Linked DNA regions of Homo sapiens: region 2 is linked to region 1. Evidence: chromatin loops called from intact Hi-C (ENCODE). Cell type or tissue: mammary epithelial cell. All regions are shown on one strand. Each heading gives the region's core, and the rest is flanking DNA. Links, peaks and the distances in the headings are about the cores only. Region 1 has its middle 150 kb from the start of MOCS2-DT. Region 2 overlaps ARL15 (ARF like GTPase 15).

Region 1 (4,400 bases), core at 186-4,185:
CAGAGCAGACAGGAACTCTTTAGGAAAGTGCTTGCCTTGCTCAAGAACTGTTCCTACTTCTCCTTTTGCTCATCAGGCCCATAACTTGGGCCAAATTTCAGCAAAATTATACTAGAAAGTGCTAGACTGCTAAAGGAGAAGCAGTATTAAATACCAAAACAGTGGCTGGACCTAGTTAACACGTACTGACAGGAACAAGGACATAATGCCTGGGAATCCTGAAGAAGCCAGCTGAATGAGGGAGTAATATAAGACTGGAGAAGGAATAGAGTGTTGAAATGGGGGCACCATTCTGTGACCCAGGATTTGACACTTTGGTAAAGGGCCAAGGGGCAGTTTTAATGCTATACCAGGGTGGTGGTTAGAAGATTGGGAAAAGTAATGCCCTCCATCAAATGTCAGCAAACTTTCTCTGTAATGGGTTAGGTAACAAATATTTTAGGCTTTGAAGGTCATATGGCCAATATGTAGACAAATGGGTGTTGCCAGTAAATTGAGTGTTTCAATAAAACTTTCCTTACCAAAAAAGGAAACCGGCTGGATCTGACTTGAGAGCCAGAGTTTTCCAAACACTTCATTTAATGTAGAACATTAAATGAAGTAGAGATGCCAAAACTTCTGTGGCAGACTGTGAAGAAAGGTATTAAAAATTTTGGGAAGTGGCCATGCTAAGTTGGGCTACTAAATAAGGCTGGAAAAGCCACCATTTGAGTATATTCCTTGAGAGGTCTAGGGGAAGAATCTACTTATCAAAGCAATAAGAAATGTGGTAGTGAAGAAGAACTAGTATCTTTGAGAAGCTTAGAGGTGGCTGTCCTCTACACTGGGCCTCAATAGGAGATGCTGTTACAGACATGCGAGTTAGGATCCAGAAATGGCCAGGTAGCTGCACTTCACTGAGAGAGGCAAGGCAACTGTAAGTATCATAATGAGCAGAAGCTTGGAATGGAAGCCAAGAAATGTTCCTAAGGGCAAGATAGATGGGCAGCCAACAATGGTGTTGCTTAATATATGTGCACAATCAAAATAGTTCATAAATGTGTGAGTAGAAAGCAGAGGGCAGCTACCACAATGGAAAGCCACACTTTCTTGTCAAGTATGTATAGTGAAGCAATGCTTAGACATAGAACCTGTCAGCTGAAAGAGTGGCCAGATATCTACAAAAAACACTCAGCAACCCCAGAAGCCATACAGTAGGGATATATTCAGTCCTTCCCTCTGGGGGAAACTAGGCCCTTTGGAGAGGGACACGCCTTAACAGTTTAAAGACTGATGGATCAGGGTCTGAGCTGATCCTCATACCAAGGGAACAAAAGTCCCTCAATCATCCTCTGTTTGACTAGAGGCTTATGAGGGCCAGGTAAAAAGATGAAGTCTTGGACTATGTCTATTTCAATGTGTTTATTGGGGTTAAAGGCTTACCTGCTGGACATTTCCTTTGTTTTTGAACACATAAACTGAATGAACATACTTGGTAGTAAGCAGAAGTTTCACATTAGCTCCTTGACCTTTAAATAAAAATTACTGTAGTCAGAGAAGCCAGGTAGGAGCACCTGAAATGGCTTCCACCTTGAACAAAAACGTAAGTGAAAACATCACTTTTGAAGAAGTTGGAAGATTAAAAATTTAAGGAATGCAGAGGGTGGTCATCTTCATCATATCCCCAATTAATTCACTAGTCCTGTTCCTGAAAAAAAAAAAACTGATGGCTATGGCAGGATGATATTGGGCTAAAGAAAGCTAATTGCAGTTGTTGTGTCAAATGTGGTATCTTCACGAGAGCAGAGCAACACCGCCTCCTTGTGTAGCATGAAGGGATGAAGCTGACAAATTCATTCTTTTCAATAGTCATCAGAAATGATGATCAGTAACAATTCACACTCACATGAGATAGACAACTGTACCTATCTACAGTCTTACCCAAGGGCTATGTTTATTCTCCTATCCGTCACATTATAAACTGAAGATAGGTGAATCATCTTGACTTTCTGTAGAACATTGCACTACTGATCCCTTTTATTGATATCTTGTTCGTTAGACCTTATATGCAAGAAGTGGTAAATGTAAGCCCTGGTAAGACACCTGTGCTCCTGAGGGAAATAGATAAGTTCTAAAAGAGTTCAAGGGCCAGTCACATTAGTGACCTTTTTATGTGTTCCAGTGTTATAAGGCATGCTGGAATATCTTCATTCAATGTGAAGAACAGATTGTTGTGCCTTATACTTCCTAACACTAAGAAAGAAGCACATTCCTTGGTAGGCCTCTTTGGGTTATAAAGGCAACATATTCTGTACTTGGGAATACTTCTGTGACCCATTTATTACAAAGTGAAACACTGCTAGTTCTGAGTGGATCTTAGAGCAAGAAAGGACTCTGAAGCAATTCTGGGCTGTGGAGCAACCAGTGCTGCCTCTTGGGCAGATCCTATGGTAGTACAGGTATATCTAGTAGAAAAGTAATGCCTGTTCAACCTGAGAAAGCTGACTGAAAATAAAAATAAAAATATAGAAAGATAAAACACTGCGTGGAGCCTCTGGAGAGCCACAATAAGAGAATTGTAGCATAGGATTCTGGAGCAAGTTTATGCCATCTGCCACAGAGTATTACACACCATTTGAAAAACATCCTGGCATGCTATTAGACCCTGGTAGAAGATGAGCATCTATTGATGTGTTAACAAGTGCTCATTCAGCCATGTCTTTCCATTATAAGTTGGATACTGTCAGCCTACCAAGTAATAAGTTTGGGCTCAGATAAAATGCCAGTAGTAGATCCAGGATGGGGCTTGAGATAGTTCAGAGAGTGAAAGTAGGCTGCATGGCACTTATTTCCATGTCACATGCTAGTGTTTCACCATTGCCTCTTTCTCAGCTCACAGCTATGGTCTCTGGGGCTTTCTTTTCAGTGGCCAATGGAAGAGGCAAGAGCCTGAGCTGGGTTCATGAATCAGTCATGTTGGTATGTGGGTATAAGCTAATAACGCACTGCCGCTCTACTACAGTCACATAGAAAGTGACAGTGGTGAGAGATAACTCTTCAAATGGGCAGCTCTTCAGTGAGTGATCTGTTTTAGTTCCTTTGTTGGAATGGGACGTGGACTAGGATTAAGATATCTCTAGACCCGTAGGCAATGGTGAATGGCTTAGCTGGTTGAATATACATAAACTCATGGACAGTGGTAAATGGTTTAGTTGGTTGGTGAGGAGCTTGGAAGGAACCAGACTGGAAGGTCAACAATAAGGATGTCTGAGGAAGAGGCATGGGGTTTGACCTATAGAAGTAAGCACAAAGTATGAGTAACTTAGTGTAACAAAATGTAAGTAACTTTGTACAGAAGAGGTGCTAAAAAAAAAATGAAAAGTGGGCAAGATAGAGATCAGTTTGCCTCTGTTCTCAGCCATCTCAGGGATTGTGCAATGGGCTTTTGAATGGAGTGGACCTAGTGGCAGAGAGTGAGGCTGAGGTTCTCTCTCTCTCATGAAGGCTGATCAAATTACTTCTGTTACTAATATCCAGCCTATTGCCACCAAGACCAATGGCGATTCCCTACTAAGACATCATTTCTCAAGGAGGCCAAGCAACTACTTGGGGGCAAGTTTTTACTTTGGATCCTCTTCTGCCCTAAAGGAACAGTGATTCATTCTGACAAGATTGTCTTGTATTCCAGTGAGGGGTGACCTTTTATGCTTTGGTCAGCATCATGATTCAAAGGTTCATGAAGTATCTCATGTACTAACATGGGATCTCACATGATACTTCCTTGAACAAAGGAACCAGTTTTAGTGGCAGAAGTGGGATGGTGACCACATGACCATGGGATCCACTATTTCTAACACACATGACATCATCCCAAAACCAGTGGGATCACCTCTTCTCAGCTGAGGTACCAACTTGGAGATGACACTCTGCAAGGATGGGGTGCTATCCTGCAATATGTGGTATGTACATTAAACCAAAGGTCCTTGGCTGTTCTGTCCCTAATAGGTAGAATATAAAATTCAGGGACCCAAAGGGTGTAAGTAGAAGTGGCTCTACTTAACATCATTCCCATTGACCACTTGGAAACTTTGTGCTTCTCATTCCTGCAACCATAAGCTTTGTTGTTGTGGAGGTCCTGGTTCCTGGAGTGGGAGGGACTCTTCCCCTCAAAGACACATTAAGAATCTGAATAAACACTTGTTGTGTGGTCATTTTGGGGCTCCTCATGGTAGTAGACCAGCATGCTAAGAAAATAGTTACCTATTAGAGGGTAATTTACCCCAGTCATCAACAGGTTTGGTTGCTGCTATATAATAGAGGAGTGGAGAATATTTTTGTCGTTAAGTTGATCCATCTTGACATCTTTTGGTTTTCCCATGTCCACTTTTAGGTGTAAATGCAACCATAGTAAGCCCAGCCTG
Region 2 (4,400 bases), core at 264-4,263, 730 kb before region 1:
TTAGGAAACATTACAGTTTCCACAAGTAATCACTTACTCCTAAATATGATGAAAGAATTTGGTAGTATTACATTGCATCATTGCATTAGTCAGAAGCTAAACTTTCTAAATGAGTTTGGCACTGGAGAAGGCTTCTAGGTTTTTTGCTATATTTTTCTTAAATGTCATTATATGAGCTAAAATATTCTTCAGGTGGAATACTATATGACGGAATGTTTAAAAGTAACAAAATACCAATCTGTTAAAGAAAAGAGCAAGGGTCCCAAAGTGGCATCTTTTCAGTAATTACATTGTGATATCCTTATCAACGTGGTTATTCCAGTCTCTTTCAGCTCATTCATTTACCCCCACTGGATTGGGTTAGGACGCATGAACTTACTTGCCATAGTGAACCACAAATATCTTGACAATGGACACACTGCCATTAAAATGGAGTTCATTTTAATACATGTTGGTAATAAGGTTCTGTGACTTGCTGATTAAAAAATGCCACACTTAATGAAACTGGAATTTTCCCTTTAATTCTATTCTTCTGAGACTAGACTGCCTTGGTCCTGAGGAGACACCCATCCCTAATCCCAGATTCAGCCAGGACCTGACTCTAACTAATCATGATGGCTGATTATTCCACCTGAGGGCATGTTGTTAAATTGCTATTACCTAGAATTGTGTGGGAGGCTTTTGCAAAGTAGCAGAGAGAGGAAAGAAAGTGCACAGACAGATAAAACTCTAAGGAGGGAGGAGAACCCCAGGGCAAAAGCAATATGAGGTAAACATGCAGAAAGCTGAAATAGGCAAGGTAAAAGGTGCAGAAAGTTGAAATAGGCAATGTAAGGACAGAGTTTGATTTCAAAGATAGAAAAGGAAATTGTGAGATGATTGCAAAACTGTCATCATCATCATTATCTTCATCATTCCTTCTTTATTTTTTAGAGACAGGGTCTCCTATGTTGCCCAGGCTGGTCTTGAACCCTGGGCCCAAGGGATCTTCCTGCCTCAGCCTCACAAAGGCTAGGATTACAGGCACGAGCTACCATGCCCAGCCCAAAACTGCATTCTATGACTCAATCAGTGGTTTATCCTCAACAGCAAATAGAAATAAATAGGCTATGCTCAAAGGAAAGAAGAGAGTTAACAGTTTGGTTCCAAGGCTAACGACTAGGAGTGGGATTATTCTATCATTAACAATCTGCACTGTGTTTCCTAGACGAAAATGTGTATCAGGTGAAATGACACATTTCTACTTAACATCATCCTAAATTAGTGCTTTTAATATCTTTTTTTCCACAAAGAAATGGCCACATTTTTTAACTTCTTTTTTTTTTTGAGAAGGAGTTTTACTCTTGTTGCCCGGGCCAGAGTGCAATGGCGCCATCTTGGCTCACAGCAACTTCCACCTCCCGGGTTCAAGCGATTCTTCTGCCTCAGCCTCCTGAGTAGCTGGGATTACAGGCATGCGCCACTACGCCCAGCTAATTTTATATTTTTAGTAGAGACAGGGTTTCTCCATGTTGGTCTGGCTGGTCTCAAACTCCCGACCCACCTCGGCCTCCCAAAGTGCTGAGATTACAGGCGTGAGCCACTGTGGCTGGCCTGTGACCTTTTCATGCAATGTACCAATACTGTACAGCCATTGTGCCTAAATATGTGATATCTTACACATTTGAGATGGATGGGCATCTAACATGGTAGAGTCCATGACATTGTTGGTACTAGACATTAGGTTTTATTACAACACAAAACGTTAGTTATTTGAGAAAATAAAAATGTTTTTTCCTAGTATAACCTAAATGGAATCACATGCCAGATACAAAATTGTGAAAGCAAAGGTGAAATTTAATGGAATACAGTTTAAAAATGCATTTGGGTAGGTACTGCCATAAAAGTATTGCCTTTAAAATTGTAACCTAACCTGGAATGACAGTGCTTTTAACTAGGTATAAGATGTGTGTAGAAGCAAGTATAGATTTCCTCTGTGTGTGTTATATGTATACTGAGCAGGTATTGAAGTGTTATGACATTGTTCAGTCATTCAGGAAAATGGAAAGTCTACTTGTCTTTATTTAAACTTGTAGTTCCCAAACTGTATACCAGGGCACCCAAGGGTACCACAGTCAACTCATAGGGGATGTTTTAAATTTTAGAGGAAAACACAGCAATGTTTGGTATCTGTCAAGTACCCAGTGCATTACTAGATTGAGGTAGTTCACAGCTTCAACATTAGATGGCGCTACATTCCTTTTGACGATGTCATATCTTTCTAAGGTTGGGTTTTTGGAGGTTAACTTGATACAAAGCAAGTACTGCATGGCAACAATTTGGTATGGGAAATGAAGGCAACTCTATCCAATATGATTCCAAGATTTGAGAAGTTGTGCATACCCGAAAGGTGTACGCATACTTTAGTGAGTAGTTGTGGTTAAGAATGAAATAAAAATATACCTTTTTTCTTTCAATTTATAAGTATTATTTTTTTCAAACTGCTACCAAGTTATTAGGACAGCTCCTTAGTAGTTGTTTGAACGTAGGTACTTAATAAGTTAACTGTTAGGTATTTCTTTTGGCCTAAAGACACCACCATAGTGGGAGATTAATCACTCTCCCACTACGTGGGAGATTCATGAATCAAGAAAATTTGGGAACCTCTGCTGAAAGTTAACTTGGTGTCTTGGAGTTGAATCAAACATGTCTATAGAAGATTTTGTGAATAGAAGCATACTTCTGATCTTGCTCTGTTCTTCCCCACCTGATAGGGTCAGCTACAGAGCCAAGGTGTTTACACTCATTGCTTCAATTGCCCCCCGCCCCCCCTTTTTTTTTTTTTTTTTTTGAGATGGAGTTTCGAGCTTATTGCCCAGGCTAGAGTGCAATGGCGCAATCTCAGCTCACTGCAACCTCCGCCTCCCAGGTTCAAGCGATTCTCCTATCTTAGCCTCCTGAGTAGCTGGGATTACAGGCGCATGCAACCACACCTGGCTAATTTTTGTATTTTTAGTAGAGATGGAGTTTCATCATATTGGTCAGGCTGGTCTCGAACTCCTTACCTCAGGTGATCTGCCTGCCTCGGCCTCCCAAAGTGCTGGGATTACAGGCGTGAGCCACCGTACATGGCCTGCTTCAATTCCTTTTATATCAGCTGTTCAACAGCAAATAGAGACACCATGCCCCGGCTCCCTTTCATTCTGTTTAGATCTAATAGAATCTATATTCCCTACCAAGTATAACAGATGCGTTCCTAAAATTTGACCATAAAATAAGTTCCAGTACATTCAATTCAGTTATCTCATTGGCTTCCACTTCAAAAATGGAATTATACCCATGGGGTGGGGGTAGGGAGTGAGAGGAATTAGACTATATGAAAAGACTATATTAAAAGCAAATATTTCAAAATCAAACATTCAAAGAGAAAAAAAAATAGTGTTTCTTTGTTAAGATATTCGGAATAAGCCACAAAAGGCAAGCACATAATTAGCACATAATTTCAAAATTTTTTTGAATTTTGAAAACAAAATTCAAAAAATCAGTGCAGCAAATAAATTAGAGGTGCTTTTTCAATTCATAAAATAATTCTTCTCTTGCAGAATCATTCATAAGAGGGTTCCCTGTGATATGAGCATCCCCAGGGCATTTAAAATATGATTCAATTTTTAAAAATTCTATTTGTACCCAGCTTTCTTCAGAAACACAACTTTGGTTTTAAACAAGGTGCATCTGTTTCCAGAAAATGCTTTCCCATGGATCTGTGTGTAGAAGGGTTGTATTGCATCTGGAGATCACACTCAGCTCAAGTCAAGATTCTCTTTGAACGCACCAAGCTTAGGAGCTAAACTGTCTTGGCTGTGTGCTTGTGTTTGATCCTGTTGGGAATGAAGCTAATTGTTTAAGAATTTACATCCTGGTAAGGCTGTTAGCACTTTAAATTGATTTGGTATTTTTAAAAACTTATTTAAGATTTACTTATACTGAGGAACCTGGCTTTCCCTGAACTAAAAAGAAGAAATTGTATTTCCAGATTTTACCTGGCTTATCATCTGCACAAAATCTACTCTAGGAGCATTCTTTTATGTAACAATTGCAGTGGGTTTTACATATTGTCTTTGTAGCAATATGATGTGTTTTTTTTTAACTATTTTTTTTTTAGAGACAGGGCCTGGCCCTGCTGCCCAGGCTGGAGTGCAGCCTGGCTCACTATAGTGATCCTAGCTCACTATAGACGACCTGGGCTTGAGCGATCCTGCTGCCTCAGCCTCTCAAGTAGCTGGGACCACAGGCGTGTGCCACCATGCCCAGCAAATTTTTAAATTTTTCAATGGGTTTCACTGCATTTCCCAGGCTGGTTTTGAACTCCCAGACTCAAGTGATCCTCTCGCCTCAGCCTCCCAAAGCGCTGGAATTACAGG

What was found. Hi-C counts contacts between places; a loop is a spot of excess contacts. Peaks named below come from ENCODE experiments on the same cell type or tissue, not always from the same donor. Only the 100,000 strongest peaks of a DNase experiment are listed, where the experiment ranks them.
Region 2: it touches region 1 in a loop (7-fold over the local background); 1 of 110 quality-filtered maps calls a loop at or near these places.

What each region holds. Positions count from the first base shown.
Region 1 is chr5:53,259,961-53,264,360 of GRCh38, reverse strand. No RefSeq gene overlaps it. Among named protein-coding and RNA genes, the nearest start is that of MOCS2-DT, 150 kb to the right of the region's middle. In mammary epithelial cell, for the core only: a CTCF peak has its summit at 1,796; a DNase peak (open chromatin) is centred at 1,780; H3K27ac peaks cover 1,209 bases.
Region 2 is chr5:53,989,973-53,994,372 of GRCh38, reverse strand. All of the region lies in intron 4 of ARL15 (ARF like GTPase 15), which reads left to right. Among named protein-coding and RNA genes, the nearest start is that of MIR581, 41 kb to the right of the region's middle. In mammary epithelial cell, for the core only: a CTCF peak has its summit at 2,208 (motif pointing right); no DNase peak of the experiment used is centred there.